Linked DNA regions of Mus musculus: all the other regions are linked to region 1. A link is a loop called in an ENCODE intact Hi-C map of the cell type or tissue named here. Cell type or tissue: heart. All regions are shown on one strand. Links, peaks and the distances in the headings refer to the core of each region. The heading gives the core; the rest is flanking DNA.

Region 1 (5,916 bases), core at 402-5,401:
GACCCGCCCCCAACCACCCGGGTCTCTGGGGACCCGTCGTGTGCTAGAGCGCGGGTGAGCAGAAGAACCAGCTTCCGAGCCCCACCCAGACCTAAAGTCCGAGCCCAGGACCCTGTCCCTATCTTAGTCCGCATCTCAGTCTAGACACTATACCAGCTCGCTCCCCCAGGACCTACCCCTAATCCTGGCCGGGGCCCGAGTGTCCAGCCCCAGGCCCACAGCCGGACCCCGCCCACCCGGCCGAGCTCACCTGGCGCGCGGCGTGGGCGGCTCCGCAGCGCGGCCTCCGCCCCCAAGACAGGCGTCCCCAGGTCCCCCGGTGCGCGGGGAGCGGCCTCTCCAGCGCCCAGCACCGAAAGTGGCTCCCGGGGCCACAACTTGTGCTTGTGAGGAGGTGAGGGGGGGAACACTCCTCCTCCCCTACTGGAGCAGCCAGCAAGCAGGCTAGCCCTCCTACCCCTCCCGCTGCCCGTGCGCAAAGCGGACCTGGCCGGAGACGAGGCCTCCGCCCCGCCCCATCCAACTGCGAATTTTCCCATTGGTAGAGAGACGCGCCCCGCAACCCGCACCGATTGGATGGATGTGCAGAGATTGCGGCTTGCTGTTGGGTTCCTGGTATTGTCAGTCTTAGCCCAGGTCGGCCCCCTAGCAGAGCAGGCCCTGACACCTGCCCGGAATGCTGTGGCTGCAGCAGCTGCAGGAGGCTCGGAGTTGCCCCCTCCCGGCCATCTTCAGAGGAGTTCTGGGGATAGTAGGCCCTGAGCTGGAACTTGCAGGGCAGGCGGTCACTCCCGGATTCCAGCAGCGTTGTCTCCATCTCCACCCCAAGTTCCCAGGTATCCTGCTGTTAACCGGACATTGAGCGTCGATTCCTTTCTATTGGCATAGAATGGTATTTATCTTACACTCCGCAAGTGTAAAGATAAATCCCATTTTACAGATAGAAAATTGAGGCTTTAGGCAACCAGGGCGTGAACCCAGTCGTTGGACTTCCAGCCTTGGGGGCTCTCTCACTGTCCCCATAACCCCTGCAGCAAGGACGAACAAGGTCAGCTAGGCTGGTACAAAGTGGGGATGGTTGCAGTGATTTTGAGGGCAAAAGCAGACTCTAGAAAAACTAGAGCTTTTTTTCTTCTATGAAGCCTGTATTTACAGAGCCTTTGGGCACTCCCTACAGCTGCATGAGACTGCTCTTTCCCCGGGGCAATGAAAAGCGTCCTCTTCCCGGGAAAGGGGAATTATGTGTTTATCTCTTCCCCACTACACCCTGGTGTCCCGATTTCCTCTGCCCTGCTTTGAGTCTTGGAGAAATATCAAGGAGCTTTATCCACTGCCTGAAAAGATAAACACATATTTCCCTACTAGGTAAAGCACACCAAACACATCTCTGCAGTGACATAAGGCAGTGGAGGGGACCCACGGGGGATGCTGTAACATAAACAGGAGATGGAAGTGCAGACTGTGGAAATGAATCTGGCCTGTGCTTGCTCAGAAGCCTCTTATCCTGAGTGCACTGGAAATGAGCAACTCTTCTGGGCTGTCGGTGTTTCCCAAGGCCCCTTACAGATAGTGCTAATGGAGGCCAGGGTGTGTGTGTGTGTGTGCGTTTGTGTGTGTAGGGGGTCTACCCAGATGGTCATATTTCACCCACCTATGCTGAGTCCAGTGTGCTCACCCAATAAGGGTTGCTTGGTGAAGACAAAGAAAGTAAATGCCTGGAGCAGGAGCTCACTTCTGGGTCGCCTACAATACAAATTGATACCAGGAGCTTTTCAGAGTCAAGGCAGTTGCTACTAATCCGTTGGTATTGCTACTTGAAATGAACACCATTTGGCATCCTGGTATTGAGATATTGTTGCAGCTCTGGCAAGGCAGAGTGAGCAACTCTAAGAAAGCAGAGTCTTCCAAGAAGGTAGCTCTCTCTAGGTAAAGCTGTAACTACAGCTCTCTACTAACTACAGCTGTCTTTCTGGTTAAGTTGCTGTGTGGTGGGGACTCTCTTTCCTCAGTTAGAAGTGGATTTAGTCAATCCAGCTCTACCCTGGCCCGTACTCATCCTGGAGCACCTCTCTTGAAGACCCCATAGCTCTGGATCATACCACTTCCCCATACTTGCTGATGGGACAGAGGCTGAACAGGTTTTTCTCTGCTAGAAGAGGGCAAAAGGGAGACATAGCCTCCCAGTGTAGGAATGTCCCCTTTTAGAGACCTGGCTGCTTTAGAGCCTGATCATCAGCTGCATAGAGGAAATCAGGGTGGATAGAGACAGCTCAGATAGGTTTCAGGGCTGCTATCTTACAGTCTCCTTACCAGGGCCAATAATGAATATCTCCCCCCTTCTCTCTGCCTCTCTGTCTCTCTGTTTGTCTCTCTGTCTTTCTCTCTGTCTCTGTCTCTCTCTCTCTCACTGTGTGTGTGTTTCTTGCTCTGTCTGTCTCCCCCCCCCCCACTCCCCCCCCCACTCCCCCCCCCCCATCCTCCTTATCCATCCAGCTGCTGGCCATTTCTGTAGGGATAGTGCTGGGGAAAGCCACAGAGAGGAAGTGTTTGTCAGGAAGAACTTCCTAACTAGTTGGCACTTAAATCCTAAAAAGGTGTTTACAAAAAGTGGTGAGCTCCCATTCGAGGAATGAACAATGAGCCAGACTCAAATGGGAGAGAATGTCAGAGTGCATAACTATTAAAAAAAAAAAAATAGGGGCAGGAATTGGATCCCCTTCCCCTAATTTGGACTGCCTAGTTGGGCCTCAGAGGGAGAGGGTGTGCTGGGATTAGATGTCCCAGGGTGGGGTGGTACCCAAGGGGGGCTCCCCCTTCTATGAGGAGGAGGGGAGGGTGTAATAGGGGGTTGGATTTGGGACTGGGAGGAGAGGAAGGAGGGGAGCTGCTATCAGGATGTAAAGTTAATAAATAATTAAGGAAAAAATTGGGGCAGAGGTTCAAATCCCCCCCGCCCCCAAAGGGCCACCTGCTGCCTGTGATGGGATTCGAACCACTGTTCAACATGTTCTTACATCTCTCTTTATGGATAGGATTGATGAGAAAGCATATCCAGCCATTGTCCCACTCTGAATTCATGGCTTGGTGCTTTGGGGACAAGCTACTGTGTATCTGCTATATCCCAGACCATGCTCTTTTAGCCTCAAGCCCGTGTCCTGCTTGTCCATGACTACCTCTTAGTCCTGTAGACCAAGTGATCTGGCAGCTCAGATGGAGACAGCTGGCAGGAGCACAGGGTGACTGTGCTAAGCTGGAGGAAGAATGGAAGTGCCTAGCTAGGTCTGCCACCTGCTGGCCAGGAGTCATAGTCTCCGGAGTCTGGTCATGTTTGCAAATGATTTCCTTTAGTTCTCAGGAGGAATGCTGGTGAGGCTGTGTGAGAGAGGGCAGAGCTGTGACTGGGTCTGGCTACAGCCTTGCTTTCGCCTCTCTGAGTTCCAGTTTTCTGCAAAACATCAGCATTGAAGTTTGGGACCATGGCACCTAGATCGTCCAGGCAGCTAATGCCACTTGGCATTTTTTTTTTTTTTTTTTTTTAGATTTATTTATTTTTTTTTTATTATATGTAAGTACACTGTAGCTGCCTTCAAACACTCCAGAAGTCAGATCTCATTACGGATGGTTGTGAGCCACCATGTAGTTGCTGGGATTTGAACTTCGGACCTTTGGAAGAGCAGTCGGGTGCTCTTACCAACTGAGCCATCTCACCAGCCCGGCATTTTTTTTTTAAATCAATTACATTTTATTTTGTGAGTATATACCACAATGCACATGTGGTGATCAGAGAACAACATAAAGGACACAGATCTCTCCTTCCACCATGTGGATCCCAAGGATGGAACACAGGTGGCCAGGTTTGACAGCGAGCATCTATACCCAGGCAGCTATCTTGCTAGCCCTTTATTTTACTTCAAGTGAATAGCTTAACTGCTCTGAGCAATTATATTTACATCTCTCAAGTGGAGTGAATGAGAACTGGGTATCAAGTCAACTGGGTTGAGAGTCTGTAGTACAGTATCATTGTCTTTAATGTGGTTGTGATCCTTGTACTGAGTACTCACTTTGGGGAGGACCTCTGATGCTCCCTCCACCTTAGCGATGGATGCTCAAGCCCCTTACACAACCTGATATTAACAGGTACAGGAAGCCCCCAGTGATTGTCCTGGCCCTGTTCTAAATGTCCCAGTCATTGTCCAAACATAGCTCAAGCATGGTAAATTCCTCATCCTTGGGGGTCTGGACTCACAGAACAGCCTCTGTGACTTCTTAAGGACTATGGAAGGCACGGTGGAGCAGAAGTCCGTGTTCTGTGTTGTTTTTTAGTGCAGGGAATACAATAGATGAGAAGTCAGAGGCCAAGGATACAGGCAGTCTAGTAAGACTTGGAGGCGACAAAGGGAGGGGAGGGCTATCTGGGACAGATGATATGGTCTAGAGATAAAGACCAGGACTTTGTCTAAAGGGGGTGGAGGTGGGTCCAGCGCCTGAACCGGGCGGGGTGCAGGGTCTCACAGAGATAACCCACAGGCTGAGGAGCTGTGGCTGCATGAAAGGACCAGATGCCCACACAGCTCCAGCCTTGGTGCATCGCCAGCCTTGGTGCATCTCCAGTCTTGGTGCAGCTGCGGGGGCGGAGCGCTATATCTCTAAGCGACAGCACATACGGCCAACAAGGCCGCGGTTCTGGGTTCGATGCTCCGCCCTTCGCTGCTGCGCCCAATAGCGAGCGCTCTGGAGGCGGGCCGGGCGGGTTCTGGGCTGGAGGCTAAAGCCCGCGGGTGCGGCACCCGGAAGTCGGCGGCGGCGGAGGCGGTGAGTGTGCAGCGGGTGGCTGGGGCTAGCGGGCTGCGCTCCTGGCGGGGCTGACCCAAGGTCGGGCGCCGGGCTCCTGGAACGCGGTCTGGATCAGGTTGGTCGAGGACGAGGCGGTCCGCCCCTTCTCGTCATAATTCAGTTTTCCCTTTCCAAGGCATTAAATGGAAACTAAACGGCCTGCTGGTTCGGGACTCTAGTCTGACAGACCAGACCAGACTGTCTCTGATAATTGAAAGCAAAACCCTCACGGTACTGGAAGATGTTTCTATTTATCCCTGTCAGGATTGGGTGCGGGGAAGGGTCTCGGCAGCAGGGGCAGACTTGCTGTGTAAGAGGCTAGATTGGCGGGACAGAGAGCTGCATGGTTGTTGCAGGGTGAAGGGCTGCAGTCTCCAGTGTCAAGAATTACTCTGGAGCCTAGTCATGTCGCCCCTCTCACTCTGAAACCTCCGATGGGGCCTTGGGCTTCACAGAATGTCAGAGTAGACAGCAAGTGCTGGGTCATTCTTATGCCTGATATGGGCTTTACTGGGCTGGCGTAGTGAACCCTTGCTCAGAACGGGAGGACATTGCGTGTAGGCTGCATCCAGGCCAGGTCTGGCCCCACTCTAGGCTCATTGGCAGCTGAGGTTTTGCTTGTTTGCCTCTTGGACAGTGGACAAGGAGGCCCTGATGTTGAGATCCATCCATGTACCCTCAGCATCTTTCCTATGTTTCCTTCTGCCCGATAAGTCATGTCTTTAGAGTGCACCCTATGCCCTTGCAAATGCCTTGCTCAGCAGACCTGTCTGCTGTCTGGGCCTGCTGACTACCGTTTTGCCACTACTAAGCTCAGCCATCTTCTATGGGGTAGATGTGACAGCTATAAGGGACAGGTGAGAGACATGTCCTCTAGACAATTTTTTAAGGTAGTTTCATTAGTCCAACCTTGTACATAGTGAAGTAAACTCTAGCCAAGGAGGCATGTGTTTCCAAGGCTGCTGCAAGCCAGGGTGATTGGCTTCCAGGCCCGTGCTTCTTCCCCTTTCCCTGAGACCTCCTGGGTCATGTGGTCTGCTGGAGAGGGTGACTGTTCCCAGATAGAACAGAGCCTCTGCCCCT
Region 2 (5,916 bases), core at 292-5,291, 150 kb before region 1:
TTTTTTTTTTTTTCAGTTGTATCTTTTCTAATTGACCTGATAATTTAAACTTCCTCCCTTAAGGGAAGGGTTGTTTCTGTGAATTCCAATCACCCTCAGGCCCAAGCAGCTTTAGCCAGTTAATAGTGAACAGCAGGCTTGTGCAAAAGACTACCCAACTGTCGGCCTTTTTCCAAACTGCCTTTTGGGGGTTTTCTTGTTTTTTTTTTTTTTTTTTGGTTTTTCGAGACAGGGTTTCTCTGTGTAGCCTTGGTTGTCCTGGAACTCACTTTTTAGACCAGGCTGCCCTCGAACTCAGAAATCCACCTGCCTCTGCCTCCCAAATGCTGGGATTAAAGGTGTGCGCCACGCCCGGCCACCTTTTGGGTTTTATTTTAGGGCATCACCTCAAATGTCCACGACAAAAGTTAACATAGTAACCATTGTAAAGCATACAGTTCAGTAGTAATATTAATAAATGTATTCTCGAGGCTGTGCAACTATTGCCACCATATCCAAAACTATTTCATCACACTAGAAACTATCCATTAAGCACTGACTCCTCGTCTCCAAACCCTGAGCTCCCACCATTTGCAGTCTGAATTTGACTGTGTACCCCATGTAATTGGTGCTCATGAAATGTCCATTTGTGAATGTATTTAATTTCATATATTTTCAGGGTTCATCCATGCTGTAGTATGTACCTGAATTGCCTTCTTTTTAAGTGCTGACTGAGAGACTGGAGAGAAGGCACTGACGGCTCCTGCGTAGAACCTCAGTCTGTTTGCCAGCACCTACACTGTGGCTCACAAATATCCATAACTCCACTTCCAATGTATGATTTTTTTCTAGTTTCCGGTCACTAAGCACATACAGAGCTCACATATTACATGCATGCAGAAGCACTCATCCATATAAAAATAAACATTGGTTTTTTTTTTTGTTTTGTTTTGTTTTTCGAGACAGGGTTTCTCTGTATAGCCCTGGCTGTCCTGGACCTCACTTTGTAGACCAGGCTGGCCTCGAACTCAGAAATGAGCCTGCCTCTGCCTCCCGAGTGCTGGGATTAAAGGCGTGCGCCACCACGCCCGGCATAAACATTGTTTTAAGCCAGTCTTTAATCCAGAACTCAGGAGGCAGAAGCAAGTGGATTTCTATGAATTCCAGACCAGCTTGGTCTATATACTCAGGCATCTGTATCAAAACCACCTGTAGTGGCTATTCCTGGTTGTCAACTTGACTATATCTGGAATGAACTACAATTCAGAATTGGAAGGCTCACCAGTGACCCTAATCTGGAGGCTGGGAGATAGAAGTTTCTGATCTGGATCTTGATATGGAGATCTTGAGGCATAGTGGCTATGAATTCCAGAAGATTAAGACCCGGAGATCTCTGAGTTCAAGGTCATCTGGAATTAAAGGTGGCACACAACTTTAATCTGGGCTACACCTTCTGTTGGAGACCATATAAGGACAATGGAAGAAGGAACTCTCTCTTTCTCTCTCTCTCTCTCTCTCTCTCTCCCCCTCTCTCTCTCCCTCTCTCCCCCTCCCCCTCCCTCCCCCCCTTCCCCTCTNCCTCCCCCTCCTCTCCCTCTCCCTCTCCCTGTCCTTTGCCTGCTTGCCGTGCATGACTGAGCAACTGCTAGATCCTTGGACTTCCATTCACAGCTGCTACTGACCATTGTTGGGAATTGGACTGCAGACTGTAAGTCATCAATAAATTCCTTTACTATATAGAGACTATCCATAAGTTCTGTGACTCTAGAGAACCCCAATACACCACCCAAAAATAAACAAACAAAAGCTAATTGATCCCTCTCGTGAGTGTCTGCACTGCCCATCATCCCTTATGACACTGAACTGTTTGTGCTGGTGGCCACTGTGGGATAACAGTGCTGTAGGATCACTGATCACTGTACCTTAGGGTTTCTATTGCTTTGATGAAACACCATGACCAAAAGGTAAGTTGGGGTGGGGGGTTTATTTGTCCTACACTTTCAGATCTTAGTCTATCATTGGAGGAAGTCAGGACTAGAACTCAAACTGGGCAGGAACCTGGAGGGAGGAGTGCTGCTTACTGGCTGCTCCTTGCAGCTTGCTCAGCGTGCTTTCTTATAGAACCCAGAACTATCAGCCAAAGTATGGCACCATCTATAATGAGCTGGACCCTCCCTCATTGATCACTGAATAGAAAAATGCCCTACAGACCTGACTGCAGCCTGATCTTATGGAGGCATTTTTTAACTGAGGTTCCCTCCTCTCAGGTGAATTTAGTTTATGTCAAGTTGGCATAAAACTAGCCAGGACACACTGTAAAAGATGTTTGAGTCACTGGTTTTAATTTATTTAAAAAAAAAAAAAAGCGGGGGGTGGGGGTGGGAGAGGGCTGGAGAGATGGCTCAACGGTTAAGAGCACCGACTGCTCTTCCAGAGATCCTGAGTTCAATCACATCGTGGCTCACAACCATCTGTAATGGGATCTGATGCGCTCTTCTGGTGTGCCTGAAGGGAGCAATGGTGTACTCATATACATAAAATAAATAGATCTTTAAAAAAAAAGATTTATTTATTTACTGTATGTGAGCGTTCTATCTGCATATACATCTACATGCCAGAAGAGGGCATAAGACCCCATTATAGATGGTGTGAGCCACAATGCATTTGCTGGGAATTGAACTCAGGACTTCTAGAAGAAGATGGCCACATCATTATCTGTTGCCATCAGTGGTGCACAAGTCTTCCAATACCTCCACAACCTGCCAACAAGTAGCTATGCTCTGGGTTTGCCATGCAGATACTCAGTTTCCCAGAACTATTCATTAAAGATATTGTCCCTTCTCTGTCTTGTCACCTTTGTCAAAAGTCATTGGTGGGCTTAGAGAGGTGGCTCATTGGTTAAGAGCACTTGTTGCTTTCACACAGGACCCAGGTTCAGTTCTCAGCACCCACATGACAGCTCACAACTGTCTGCAACTCTAGTTCCAGGGTATTCAACACCTTCTGGCCTTTGAAGACACTGCATGCATGTATTGTACATATATGCAGGCAAAATAGTCATACTCATAAGATAAAAAACATTCTTAAAAAGTCATTTGATATTGTGTGCACAAGCTCACACACATTACACACATACTAGCAATCACAAACGTGTGTTTCTTTTTATACAGAGCTTTCTGTTGTTTTCCATTGGTCTATATATCTGATTTTTTTTTTCAAGATAGGGTTTCTCTGTGTAGCCCTGGCTGTCCTGGAACTCACTTTGTAGACCAGGCTGGCCTTGAACTCAGAAATCCACCTGCCTCTGCCTCCCAAGTGCTGGGATTAACGGTGTGTGCCACCACACCCAGCCTATATGTCTGATTTAATGCTAGTACCACACTGTTTTGAGTACTGTAGCTTTATAGTTAAGTTTGAAATCAAGAAGTATAAGACCTTCAAATTTGCTCTTTCTTTCTTCCTTCCTTCCTTCCTTTCTTTCTTTTTTTTAAAAGATTTATTTATTTATTATATGTAATAAGTACACTGTAGCTGTCTTCAGACACTCCAGAAGAGGGCGTCAGATCTTGTTACAGATAGTTGTGAACCACCATGTGGTTGCTGGGATTTGAACTCCGGACCTTCGGAAGAGCAGTTGGGTGCTCTTACCCACTGAGCCATCTCACCAGCCCCTCTTTCTTTCTTTCTTTCTTTCTTTCTTTCTTTCTTTCTTTCTTTCTTTCTTTCTTTCTTTCTTTCTTTCTTTCTTTCTCTCTCTCTCTCTCTCTCTCTCTCTCTCTCTCCCTCCCTCCCTCCCTCCCTCCCTCCCCCGATTCTTTCTTTCATAGCCCCCTTCTTTCTTACTGAGACAGACAGCCTCATTCTGTAGCCTACATTGGCAGCTGAGGTATGTTGCCCCTTGCCAAACAGTCTCTACCACAGCTGGTTGAACATGTTGATGCAGAATCCACAAGCACTGAAGACTATATGTGGGTTGTCTGTATATCAACCTATGTACATATCACACACACATTATTTATTTGAAATCCTGCTGTCTCAGATTCTTCCCTCTCAGTTGCCAGGGTTACAGACATATACCACCAAGGCCGGTTTAGAATAGGTTTTTCTATTTTTACCAAAACACCATTGAAGTGTTAATACAAATCGCTTAAGTCTTTAGATCACTTAGGGTGTATTGATATTTTAAAATATTGTGCTGGGATTCCAGGTGTGGTGGTACACACCTTTAGTCCCAGCACTCAGAAGTTAAAAGCAGGTGGATCTCTGAGTTCAATAACATCCTGGTCTACATTGCAAGTTACAGGACAGACCCTGTCTCACTACCCCCTCCCCCAATAAATAAAATATTGGGCTAGGATTATAGATCAGCAATGGACCACATGTCTAGTATGAATGAAACACAGCACAAAAATACTAAGTTTTCCAATCTATGAGCATAGAATATTTTTTTCTTTTGAAGTCATCTTTAGTGTTTTTTCAGCAGAATTAGACATGGTAGTGTTAGGATTAAAGGCACGTGCCACCACCGCCCAGCAACATTATTATTATTATTACTCTTGCTCATGGCAGTGTTTGAGAACTTCAGTAACACACGGGAAGTAGTAGCAGTGGGCACCTTTGACTCATCCCTTGCCTTAAAGGGAAATATTGGTTTTTTGTTGTTTTTTTTTTTTAACCACGTGTGACATTGGCTGCTGATGTTCATCCCACTGTTTTGCTAGTTTAAAGGGGTTTTACTTTTAAACATTTATTATTTAAATTGTATTTTACATGCACGTTGTTTTGCCTTGTATTTATGTCTTTTTTTTTTTTTCATCTCTCCAGCCTGTATTTATGTCTTTTACCACATGTATACCTGGTACTCTCAGAGGCCAGGAAAGCATCTAGGATCCTCTGGAACCAGAGTTTGTGAGTCACCATGTGAGCGTTAGAAACCAAGCCTGATCCTCAGGAAGAGCAGTAAGTGCTCTTAGCTGCTGAGCCAGCTCTGCAGTCCCAGAGTATTTTTCCTGAAGGTTTTCATAAAATGTGTGATAAACTTAGTTAAATATACTTCCTCTATTAATATGATTTTGATATTTTCTTTACCATCTAGTTAAGGTATTAAATTATATAAATAAAATGTTCAAAAGGAAACCATCTTGCATTCCTGGGATAAAGTCCTTGCATGTATTGCTAACTTCAATACATTCATATTCAAAAAGGAATTTAGCACGGTATTGGTATGTAACTTTCTCTGCCTATGATGTTATTGTCAATATCTTATGAATTTTAACTGCAGGAGCATACTTTAGAGCGTCTGATGATCTGCTCTGGTCTACAGGGACTCTTGCATTCACATGGTACATACAAATTCATACAGGTACATATGTACATAAAGAATAATATATTAATTTAAAATTTGTTTTAGATTTACTTATTTTGTGTGTTTTGCTTGCATGCATGTATGTGTACCCTGTGTGTGCCTAGTGCCCTCACAGGCTAGCAAGGGTATCAGATACCCTGTACGGGAGTTCAGATGTCTGTGAGCCACCTAATGAGTGATAGGAGTGAAATCCTGGTCCTCTGCAAGAGCAACAAGCGTTCTTAACCACTTGGATCACTCCAGCCTCCTTTAACTTTTTTTGAGACAGGGCCTCACTATGTACTCCTGGATGGCCTGAAATTCTGTAGACCAGACTCTATTTTTTTTTAAATACTTACATTATAATTATATAGGCTTTGTCTATTTTTTAAATTTTATTTTTCTATATGTTTCTATGTGCATGTAGATGACCGTAAGGTTCTCTTAACTACTGAACTATCTCTTTAGCCCATTCTGGTTTTTTGGGTGCAAAACTCACAACTCTACAGCCAAGGCTAGCCTAGAACTTGGAATACTCTCTTCTCAGCCTCCAGAATGCTGGTATTACAGATGGGAACGACTAAACTGGGATG
Region 3 (5,916 bases), core at 292-5,291, 60 kb before region 1:
GTGCCTGCTAGCAGTGCTCTTCCCACTGAGACACACTTCAGCCAAGGGCTACTTACTGGATTTTACTTTCCATTTTGGGTTGCTTCCAGTATGTTTGAAGACAAGTGCCTTACATGTCTTACATAGTCCGGGTAGCCTGGAACCAATGAATCTGCCTCAGCCTCCCGACCGCTGAGATTACAGACGTGACCCCATCAGACAGAACTGCTGTTATTATCTTTTGTTTCATGATTATGTTAAAAACAACCCCCTAAGCCTCCTGGGCAAACAGATATTCAAGTGTCCTGTTTCCTGGCTCTCCCTACCCCTGCCCCCTCCCACCCCTTTCTTGGCAGGTACTTCAGTTATTTGTATGCTATCAGCTGATATACTTCCCAGAGAGGATAGACAAGCATCCTACATGGGATTCTCACAATCACAAGTTCTAGACCCACTGCTCCAAGGGCCCAGGAACGACTCCCTCCTGCTCAGAGCCTAGCACCTAGTGTCTTCCCTGGCCCAAAAAAAGTCCAGAGCAGATCCTCAAGGGCAGGGTTGTTGGTGAGGATGCCATATTCTTGGCATAGAGTGTTGGAGGGAAACTGGCGAACCTCCAAACCTTCACTGTGTGGCCTACATGCTCCTCTAGGGCTGGGGATGGATTCGAGGAAGAATAGGAGTTGGAAGTGGTTCCATGGGAGAGCAGCTGCCCATGGATTGCACTGTGCTTGCCAAGCATTCCTGACCCTCCCTGTCTGTCCCCTGCAGGAATGTGGCCTGCTGCGCAAGGGGACGGTGCTCCTAGCTGACAATGTCATTGTCCCGGGAACCCCTGACTTCCTGGCGTATGTGAGGGGGAGCAGCAGCTTCGAGTGCACACACTACAGCTCATACCTGGAGTACATGAAAGTGGTGGACGGCTTGGAGAAGGCAGTCTACCAGGGTCCAGGCAGCAGCCCCGTGAAGTCCTGACCACTCAGCCTGATGAGCTTCCGTCCCAGCTCCCTTCTGCACGATGACACACACTCACTCTGACCCCCTCTATGCTTCTGGGGCCTTTCCTCAGGGCCTGTGGCTCCAGATTGTCATACACTGGCACATTAAAGGTAGTGAGCTCACCATGCAAACCACTACAATACCCCTGGAAAACACCTGTGCATCAAAGGCTGCATTGAGGCCAGAGATGCAGTAGATCACAGTGCGTGCCTGGCACGCAAAACCCCTCACGGTGAATCCTCTGCACCCAAGAACAAAAAGGGAGATTTAAAAAAAAAAAAAAAGGGGGACTGGTGAGATGGCTCAGTGGGTAAGAGCACCCGACTGCTCTTCTGAAGGTCCAGAGTTCAAATCCCAGCAACCACATGGTGGCTCACAACCATCCGTAACAAGATCTGATGCCCTCTTCTGGTGTGTCTGAAGACAGCTACAGTGTATTTACATATAATAAATAAATAAATCTTTTAAAAAAAAAAAAAAAAAAAAAAAAAAAAAAAAAAAAAAAAAAAAAAAAAAAATCAAAGCAGGTGTCATCCTGATGGCCTCACTAACTGGAAGAGGAGATTTTTTACAAAGTTTCAGTGTGGGATCCCTAGGCACTGCCATCACTCAGCAAGAAGTCAGGAAACTGAACATATCCAGATACCATTCGGCTGTCACCAATGGCAGCAACGACTCAGACGGTACTGTCACCAGCAACTCATACCACATTTCATCTTAAGAATGAGTCACAAACTTTTCAGGTATGATGGCGCATGCCTTTAATCCCAGAATCCAGGAGGCAGAGGCAGATGGATCTGAGTTCTGTGCCAGCCTGGTCTACACAGTGAGTTCCAGGACAGCCAGGGCTACATAGAAATACTTTGAAAAAAAAAGTCATAATCTCTTTTATATTATAAAAGAAATTAAAGATCTAAATATTTGGATATAAGAAATTCACTGAGTTATTCTTTTCAGCTACCACACTGCTCTTACTTGGCGCAGAACAGCCTTTGTACTCATCTCTGACTAAACAGGCATGGGGCCACGCTGTCCCCGATGTCTCTGGGATAAACAGTCTCTCCAGTTCACACCATTGAGGCATGTCTGCCAGGCACCCAGATTCTGAGGAAGTGCCAACCCAAGCTTAAGAGTCACCCTAGCCCCCATCTCTTTCAAGAGGCTCCTCAAGGCCTCAGTAGGGGCCCATTTCCTAGACTAGAAACAAAGGTCAGCTCCATCTTGTCTGCTCCCACATATGCCCATATTGGTCAGCCGGCACACAGGAGCCAGGAGTGACAGCAGTGGGACGTGCCTGAGGCCAGGGGCAGAGCACAACCCCCATACCCCTTCCACCCCCTCCCTGCAATGGGACTTGAGGGAACTGTATCTTCACCAGGGGGCAGTGGTGGCTCAGCTAGCACAGGACTGTGCCCTCTCCTGGTGAGCCAAGGCAGAAGACAGGCAGTTCTTTGCTGCTTTTTTAATCTTTAAATTTTCTTACAAAAATTTCAATTTTTGTTGATAGTCTTATTTTGGTTTCATTTTTAATGCATTTTGTCAGTTTTCTTCATTTTAAAGTCACAAACAGCAGGCACTGAACAGCAGTTCCCCCCACTGCTGCCGGCAGTCAGGCCCCGAGGTTACTTGAGGTTCTAGGCAGATGCAACAGCCAGGGTGGCCCCAGCCACAGGCAGCTTAGGAGGAGTATGCTGCAGAGGGAAGGTGTTCCAGGAATCCAAGGATGGGGGTGCTGGTGACAAGCACAGCTTGCCACTACCCCCAATCTGGCTGCCTCCTAAACTTCCCTGTCTGGACTCTTTTAGAGCAGCCCTCCCTGTGGTCAGCCTACATGCAGTGTAGTACTCCAGCCACCCTTGGGAGCCCAAGTTCTTTTCCAAGGCCCCCTACTTGTCCCATTGCCTGCTCCAGGACCTCCAATCCAGGCTTGTATTTGCTCCTCTGTGGCTGTGCATGGGGACCTCCCCCCAGCCTCCTCTCCTACCACACAGCACCATGTCAGTAAACAGCTAACTCAGACCTGGAGAGTTAGAGCAGAAGAGTAGAGAAGAGGGTAGGGTAAGGTAGGACAAGAGGCTTGGCCACCCTGCCACAGCAGGGTGGGGCTCCTGGCTCCAAGACTGGTTCTGCTCAAGATGGCGGGCCCTCTGGCCCTCTTCCAGCTACCTCGATGCGATCCCTAAGAACAAACAGCTGGGCCAGGGCCCTGCAAAGGAAGGCAAAGACAGATGTTTAGTCGGGAGCCCAGATAGATAAGAGGCAGCAAAGTGTAGCAAGGTGACTTGGGACCTCCATACAGGGAGCTGCCTTGATAGGCCATACAGAAGCAGTAGCTGTGGAGTGAGGGATGGGCCATACCAAGACCCTTGACACCAGAACCAGTCCTGTCTTGCGGGTCCTCACAGGGCCCTGTGCTGGGGGTATTTGAGGAAATAGGGGGCCTGTTTCCCCAGGACCCTGATCTCCAGAGACCGGAACAGGGCTGTTGTCAAGTCCTGCCAGAGATCACATAGGGAGCTCAGTCATGCAGCAAGCAGAGATGAACACGGAGCCCTAGTCCAAGGATGGGCAAACCAGAGGAAGGAACGTACCAGGCATGCAAGCTAGACCCAGGAGTCAACAGGCTGAGGCTTAGTGTCCCCCACGGCGTCCACCAGCCTGACCGAGGGCCTGCTGGGCCCAGGCGGAGGGGCCTTCCTGCCAGGATCGGGCTGCAGTGCATGGTGGGTGGGCAGACAGGAGTTAGAAGCAGAAAATAAAAGCAGGTTAACTGCAACTAAGGGTAGGCTAGACTGGTTCAGGCTGATTGATGTATATAAGGAAGGGGTGGCATGGAGGGCCTGCCAAGGCAGTACAAGGAAGCCAAGCTCTGGGGTTGGTTATGGCTCACACATGAATGTACCCAGAGGCTGGTACGTGAAGCCAGGATACTGGCACACAGGTGGTAGATGCTGCCTTTTCCAGGGGACCACAGTAGACACCTTGCCCATACACATGTAAGAGAAAGGTACAAATCCGTTTGCTCGGACTCTCTGGACCTACGCAGCCTGTGGCCAGGCAGAGCTGCCCCTGTCTGCTTCTTTGCGGCAGGTGCGTGCACCAGACCCCCTCAGTGCTGAAGTCTGATTGATGATGGATATATAGGCTACTTCCTGGGCCCTGCAAGTGAGTGCCACTCCAGCCGTGTCCTCCAATTCTGATCAGGCTCAACACTATCTGGCTGTTCTCTTGACAAGCCTCCCTGGACACTTGCTTGCTGTTACTCACTCTCAATAGTTCTTTCTCAGAGGTGTCCCCTGTGGAGTCACTGCCCAGTGTCCTCCTCTCCCTCCGGTCAACTGTGGCGTAACCATCTGTAGGGTGGAACAGAGCATGGAATAAATGGAGTTCTGGGGAAGTCACCATGGGGATAGGTGATCTTCCTTCAGTCCAAATACAGAAAGCCCTGGGATGGGGGACTTCTGGTCTAAGTGCCAGCTCCAACCAGTCCTGAGGCCTCTAAATCAACCACCTATCTTTTCTCCAATTGACATCTTATCATAGCAAGGCCTCGGCATCGCCCAGGGTTACACCATGAAACCGGGTGGTCCTCCCCAGTCCTCTTGCCTGCACACCTGCACTCACCTGGACCAAGGGTATCCATGGGGATCACATCCCGGGTGTTTGACTTCTCCCCATCTGCAAGGCATGAGCAGGTGTCCATGAGCAGTGTGCAGGCATGGGGAGGGCAGGACAGACATGCTGACATGCTCGCCACAGAACAGTGCTCAGTGTCTTCTGTCAGGAGTCTGTCCTATCTCCTTAACCCCACCTACCTTGTGCATTAGCAGGTGGGAGCTACCCTTAAGCCTCAGGGTAAGTCTCATGTCCCTCTCCCCTGCTTGTGCTCACCAAGGCTCTTGTCTACCAGTGGCAGTGTGCTGTCATCAAAGCCGCCAGAACTTGGTGTCCCTTTGGGTCCTTTGGCAGTGCTAGCAGACTGAGGAGTCACAAAACACAAGCAAGAGTTAAGGCCTAAGAAACTGCTTGGGATCAGACGTGACAAAGTAAGAGAGAAGGCGGGGCAGCTGTACCTGGAAGCGTGACTTCGTCCAGCCATCCCTCTGCAGGGCTCCACGCAGCTCCTTGTAGCTCCATACAGTCTGTAGCACGTGTGATGCTGCCTTGGCCTCCCGCACTGACTGGCTGCAGCAGCAGCAGCCAGGGCTGGGGTCAGTGGCCTACCGCATCCTAGTCTCCCTCCATCCCCAAACCCACCCGACCCTCAGCAGGCCCTGCCCTCACCCACCTGGAGGCCACAAGTGCTACCAGGGCAGGCACACCACGGGCCTGCAGGAGGGAGCGAGCATTGTCCAGGCTGTCGGACACGATCTCATGGATGGTGTTGAGCACGGCAACCACAGTATCCTCCTCCAGGTGGGCACTGGGGTGAGCGGGAGCCTGTGCATTGCGAACATTCCGAACCAGCTCTGTCATGGCATAGCTCCCTAAGAGGCAGGGTCAGACATTAGGACATATCTCTGCTCTACCCCTGTGAGAAGGACTGGCATTCAGACAATGGGTATCACCAGACACAACCTCTGCTAGCAGGTTGAGCCTCAGTGACTGGGGAAAGACCTAAGCCCCTATAGCTCAGGGTAGGACCAGCCCAACCAACCACCTGGGAGGAGGAATCTGGCCCCCTGAACTTAATCCTCCCACAGCCTGTTCCCTGTACCTGCCCCATTTCACAAGCCCTGGCCTATCACAGCAGCATCCTCACCGATGAGGTCTTTGTTCCGCTGGTCTAGTGAGAGGTTGCGCAGCGCGATGGCTACAGCGCGCACCACCTTGTCGGTCTCAGACTGTAGCAGTTCCACCAGTACTGGCAGCCCACGTTCCTTGCGCACTGTGGCACGGATGTACGTGGCCCACTGTGAGGGTAGCAGAGGAGGTGACTGC

What was found. Hi-C counts contacts between places; a loop is a spot of excess contacts. Peaks named below come from ENCODE experiments on the same cell type or tissue, not always from the same donor. Only the 100,000 strongest peaks of a DNase experiment are listed, where the experiment ranks them.
Region 2: a loop joins it to region 1, with 2.6 times the contacts of the local background. A loop is called at or near these places in 2 of 42 quality-filtered maps.
Region 3: a loop joins it to region 1, with 6 times the contacts of the local background. A loop is called at or near these places in 18 of 42 quality-filtered maps.

What each region holds. Positions count from the first base shown.
Region 1 is chr16:18,342,791-18,348,706 of GRCm38, reverse strand. Tango2 (transport and golgi organization 2) reads left to right here and starts at 4,797. Exons shown (of 9, transcript NM_001359109.1): 1 at 4,797-4,909. Arvcf (armadillo repeat gene deleted in velocardiofacial syndrome) reads right to left here and starts at 525. Exons shown (of 18, transcript NM_001272029.1): 1 at 251-525. In heart, for the core only: CTCF peaks have their summits at 715 (motif pointing left) and 3,295 (motif pointing left); DNase peaks (open chromatin) are centred at 566, 3,286 and 4,716; H3K4me3 peaks cover 2,067 bases; H3K27ac peaks cover 1,725 bases.
Region 2 is chr16:18,492,068-18,497,983 of GRCm38, reverse strand. It overlaps a transcript of Gnb1l not described here. Among named protein-coding and RNA genes, the nearest start is that of Gnb1l, 3.7 kb to the left of the region's middle. In heart, for the core only: a CTCF peak has its summit at 2,605 (motif pointing right); no DNase peak of the experiment used is centred there.
Region 3 is chr16:18,402,872-18,408,787 of GRCm38, reverse strand. It overlaps Arvcf (armadillo repeat gene deleted in velocardiofacial syndrome), which reads right to left. Exons shown (of 18, transcript NM_001272029.1): 11 at 5,738-5,888; 12 at 5,264-5,462; 13 at 5,049-5,160; 14 at 4,867-4,954; 15 at 4,600-4,653; 16 at 4,243-4,328; 17 at 3,567-3,686; 18 at 1,712-3,181. The coding sequence ends at 3,579. Comt (catechol-O-methyltransferase) reads left to right here. Exons shown (of 6, transcript NM_001111062.1): 6 at 748-1,906. The coding sequence ends at 951. Among named protein-coding and RNA genes, the nearest start is that of Gm15764, 7.8 kb to the left of the region's middle. In heart, for the core only: a CTCF peak has its summit at 2,371; DNase peaks (open chromatin) are centred at 767, 2,167, 3,117 and 3,497; H3K27ac peaks cover 1,684 bases.